Linked DNA regions of Mus musculus: region 2 is linked to region 1. Evidence: chromatin loops called from intact Hi-C (ENCODE). Cell type or tissue: gastrocnemius. All regions are shown on one strand.

Evidence for each region. A loop is a pair of places that touch in the nucleus more often than their neighbours do. Peaks named below come from ENCODE experiments on the same cell type or tissue, not always from the same donor. Only the 100,000 strongest peaks of a DNase experiment are listed, where the experiment ranks them.
Region 2: a loop joins it to region 1, with 2.1 times the contacts of the local background. A loop is called at or near these places in 3 of 42 quality-filtered maps.

What each region holds. Positions count from the first base shown.
Region 1 is chr12:100,519,514-100,522,013 of GRCm38, forward strand. Ttc7b (tetratricopeptide repeat domain 7B) reads right to left here and starts at 1,309. Exons shown (of 20, transcript NM_001033213.1): 1 at 1,058-1,309. The coding sequence starts at 1,178. In gastrocnemius, a CTCF peak has its summit at 1,427 (motif pointing left); DNase peaks (open chromatin) are centred at 391, 1,067 and 1,381; H3K4me3 peaks cover 1,745 bases; H3K27ac peaks cover 1,620 bases.
Region 2 is chr12:100,454,095-100,456,594 of GRCm38, forward strand. All of the region lies in intron 4 of Ttc7b (tetratricopeptide repeat domain 7B), which reads right to left. Among named protein-coding and RNA genes, the nearest start is that of Gm36375, 40 kb to the right of the region's middle. In gastrocnemius, a CTCF peak has its summit at 1,499 (motif pointing left); no DNase peak of the experiment used is centred here; H3K4me3 peaks cover 1,178 bases; H3K27ac peaks cover 2,500 bases.

The DNA of each region.
Region 1 (2,500 bases):
GAGGCTATGAGATTTCCCTGTCCGTTTCTGGGTAGTTCGGGGTGAAGGTTGAAAAGAGTACACATGTCCTTCCTTGAATGAGCAGTGTCAGTCCTTCATTCATTCCCTCTGTGATTTGTCTGTCCCACGCCTGCTCAGACAGTCTTGGGAAGCCAGAGGTGAAGGAGGACAAAATCCTCTGCCCTCTCTGCCCAGGCTCCAAGTGCCTGCCTGTGGTTTTGGCGCGTACGAAAAGACAAGCAAATATTAACCATACTTGCTTCCAAAACAAATAAGGCCACGTGGAGTCTCGCTCTGGAATGTGATTTTGGCTGCAGTTTTGGTTTGATGGGTTGGAAGAACCAATTCAGCAAATGGGGTCATTGGCCAAGTCCAGCCGCCAGGTTTCCCAAGTCAGATCCTGGTTCCTGGGCGCACCAGGCCCCTCATCCAATCAGCTCCATTTCCCTCATTGTTAATACAGTCTCATCTTCCTGCCCAGTAACCTTCTCCCAGACTCCCTGACTCTGTTTCCCTTGTACTCTCCACCCTATCCTCTCTGGGTCTGCAGATTTGACACCCAACTGTCTTGACCTCAAGACACAAATCCCAACCTGCCAATGCCACCCCTGACACCCTCCAAGTCTGAGCTCCCTCCTGGGGCCCTTGATTACCATATGTTCACAACATCTCCATCACAGGACCCCTGAGCACACCACACACACTCTGGTGGTCCCCAGATGCCCACAGGTATGTCCCGGGGGGCTCCATACACACACAAACGCACACACACACACAAGCTCCAACTTCTTGGAAGCCCGGGGCTGGCCTCCGGTCTCTGGGGTCGGTGAACCTCTCCAGCCTGCACGTCAGGACTCCAAGGCTCCGACAGGCACAGCCCGCCCGCCCAGCCGCACGCCGCGTGACCGGAGGACCCCGCGTTCCCCAAGGGCCTGGCCCGCGCACACCGCGCGGCCTGCGCCTCGCCGCCCGGCCGCGCCCCTGCTCGCGCCCGGAGCCTCAGGCCTAGCCCCGGAGGCCGCGGCGGTCCCGCAAGCCCCGGTGCGTCCGCGCGTACCGTTGGCGATGAGCTTGGCCGACAGCTGCTTGACGAGCTCGGGGATCCGCTCCCATTGGCACTCGGAGCGGCAGCGCTCGATCTCCGTCTCCAGCCGCGAGCCCGCCTTCCTGGTCGCCATGGCCGCCCTGGCCGGCCCGGCGCGCGCCCGCAGGCCCCGCAGGCCCCGCCGCCGCCGGGCCCCGCGCCGCCTCCCGCTGCGGCCGCGGGCTCCGGCTCCGGCTCCCGGCTCGGCGGCGTAACGGGAACGCCGGCCGGGGAAGGGGCGGGGAGCGGGCGGCGGCGGGCGCGGCGGGGCCCCGGGCGCCGCGAGGAGCGGCCCCTGCCGGCCAGGGCCGGAGCCGCAGCGGGCCGGGGCGGAGGCCGGACAGCAATGAGGAGCGCGGGACGGTGCTCAGGAGCGAACCTGGAGCGGTGAGGGGTCAAGCCAGGGCAGCCACCCCGAGGATGCTCTGGGGCTCCAAAGGCCGGGGTTTCTAGTGCGAGAGGGCGTGAAGGGCGAGCCTGCCTCGGCTGGCCCTGCCATCGCAGGTTGCTTGTGCTGGCCTGCGCCCCTCCTCAGGCTCCCCTCTGCCCCAGGTAGCCTCCGTCCCCATCATGTGGCCAGAAGCAGTGGAGATTCATGCTCCTCCAGAACCTGCCCGAAGTTCCTTAAGTGTGTGTTGGAAGAAAGTGAGGGAGGACGTGTGTGTGTGTGTGTGTGTGTGTGTGTGTGTGTGTGTGTGTGTGTAGCTGCAAGCCCAGATGCCAGCTCCCTTGCCCTCTGAGGAGAATACCAACTCATAAGTGGCATTTCCAGGCCTTGACCTTGTAACTGAGAGCAGGGGCAGGTGTCTAAGCTGAACATTATTTCACTTGTGTAATTTATTCAGTAACTATAGAGTCAGAGGTCACCCACACAGAGCTAGGTAGTGTTTTAGGGCTGTGGAAACGGAACGAAGTGGGTACAACTTTGCTTCAAAGTGGGTATAAAGTTCATAGCCCATTCATGGAAATGAATTAATTAAGCAAAATAAAGTAGCAAATTAGGTTATGGGTTGGTTAAGGATGGTGTTGAAGTGATATTTGACAGTTTTAAAGATGAGAGTCGGGGGGATATGGGAGGTGGGGAGGGCAGATCATTACAGGCAGAGCAAAGGCCTCGGCTTTACTATATTTGGTGAGTTAGAAAAAGGCCAGAGTGGCTGGGGTGGAATGAAGGCAAGGAGCTGAGCAGATGATGTCAGGAGGGTGGGGGTTAGTCCATGCCCGGCCTTCTGGATCATTAGAAAGACTGTCTTTCTTCTTGGTGAGATAGGGAGCCTGCATGTTAGTCAGGCATGCAATGGCAAGGCCTGCAAGTATGGACATGACCAGTATTTGGGAAAGTTGGTCAGGGAATGTGGCTTCAGGGGCAGTGGGGGTGTTGGACTCTGCAATACTGCCTCTGAGGATGGAGCTGTC
Region 2 (2,500 bases), 65 kb before region 1:
TAGCACGTGAGTCCTGCCTGACTGATAGAATTGAGCTCAGGTCTTCTGGCTTGGCAGCACACACGTTTCCCCACTGAGCTATATCTCACTGATACTATTCTTTAATATAATAATAACTATTATTATTATTAAGCAAATATGGGGGAAATGTCAATTCCATTAATAATTAAAAATGTAAACTAAGCATGCAAAACACTCTGTTTACCTAGAAAATAATTTCTAACAACATGCCAAGATGCAGAGTCTCCCGAACTGCCAAAGTAACGGCCCCAGGACATGGTAACAAGAGTGGTAAAAATATCCCACTTCTGGAAATTTGCCCCTAGGAAATAATGTATATAAAGCAATGGATAAGCTGCCTGAAGAAAGATGCCAAGTTAGACCCAATAATAAGGCATCGCTTGAAATACTATATAACCATGGAAGTAATGTAAAATGTAATATAAACTGAGAACAGGCAGACAGAAAATGCTTTACTGTTTTGAGGGATGATTTGATTAAAACAAGGCACAAACATGACCATAAGTGACTGTTCCTCTCTGGTTACTAGACTTTTCTGGAATGTTGTACAATACAGGTTGTCCTGGCTAGTTTTGTGTCAACTTGACACAGGCTGGAGTTATCACAGAGAAAGGAGCTTCAGTTGAGGAAATGCCTCCATGAGATCCAGCTGTAAGGCATTTTCTCAATTAGTGATCAAGTGGGGAGTTCCCCTTGTAGGTGGTGCCATCCCTGGGCTGGTAGTCTTGGGTTCTATAAGAGAGCAGGCTGAGCAAGCCAGTAAGAAACATCCCTCCATGGCCTCTGCATCAGTTCCTGCTTCACCTGCTTGAGTTCCAGTCCTGACTTTTTCAGTGATGAACAGCAACGTGGAAGTGTAAGCTGAATAAACCCTTTCCTCCCCAACTTGCTCCTTGGTCATGATGTTTGTGCAGGAATAGAAACCCTGACTAAGACACAGGTCCAGGCAGCCAGATGTCAGGCTCAAAATGAGTGGTGCTAGAGCAGAGGCTAGCCAGTCCATCTCTGGCCATTTCCATTCTCTGTGCTCTGAATGGGCTGAAGTGATGGGAACTGAGAGCAAGGTGGACATGGTCTCTCCACTGTCTCACCTTGGGAAGCCATGAATGCCGTGGCTTGTGTCCTCCTCAGCTCAGGCTCTGCCTCTCTCAGCAGAGCACCTAGCTTGAATTCAAGACACACACTGACCTTAATCTAATCCACTCTGGATCCATCACTCAGCTGTGCCACTCAAGTTCCCTTGCATGGCAGACATCTTAGAGTCAAGCTGTGACCTGTGCTCTCTGAGCTGCTCATTGAGGAGAATGGGGTGCGCTCTGTAATACTTGGGGACCTGGTGTTTCTTCTTGGAACTGTAGCACTAAGCTGGCCCAGAAACAGTTTCCAATGCCTGGCAGTTTAGCTTTAGCTTCTTTTCCAAAATTGGGTGTGAAGAAATAAACTGTCAGCAGAGGGTAGAGTTGCACCCTGGCCCTGCTCCTGCTCCAGAATGCCACCACCAGCTGGCCAGGCAGTATATGCAAAGCCCAAAGACAGGGTGACTTCATGTGCCAAAAGCAGGGCTCAGGTTATGACCGCAGGGATGAGGTCATCTTTATCCATGCTACTGCACTGCCAGCAGGACCTTACAGGGCAGAAAACTTTGCTGTTGGCATGCTGCCTCGATCTGAATAGAAACTAACCAAAGCCACCCTGCATCACTGATAACCCTATCTGATTTGATTTGTCTAATCAAATTATCTTACACATATGTTTGCTATATTTCATTCTCGTTCAGATAACTATCAGAGAACATCATCAGCCCGTGTCTCTATGACCCTAACTTAACAAGGACAACTCTAAACAAACATTTAACACGCAGCTCCCATGGACTCATCTCCCTTGACCCTGCTTCCACATTTGGAACAAGGAGGAAGAAGAGGCAGAGCCAGCACCCTGCATGCTACCTGGTATACAACCATCCTCTGTAAAGGACAGATCTCTAGGCTTCTGAAATCAGATAACTCAATTCCCGCTAGTTCTGCTATAAAAAGAGAAAGCTGAAGCACAAGAAACAGACGAGCAGGCAATTACATGACCCTGAAAGGATTCTTCATAAACTTGTCTCTACATTCCTAGTAAGACAATGTACTTGTAATATTCCAGATTTTCATCTACACATCGGGAACTTTAGAGGGTGTAATGAACACTAAGCTAATATTTGATGTGTGGCTAACAATGTACTGGGAAATACATGACCTGGCTGCTCATCACGATAATGACATGCCAGTTACTGCGGCTATTTATAGGAGTACTGAGACTCCTGAACACAGAGAGACTAAGTGACATGCCTTCAAGTCTCACAGCTAAGCAGCGTCTGCAACAGGATTCCAGCACCAAGTCACTTCACTGGCCTGTTCTGCTGCCTCTCACAGCTTAAGCTGCAGACTCAAGAGAAGGGCGAGGTCAGCCTCCTGCTGAAGGGTCAGTCACTGCCCTT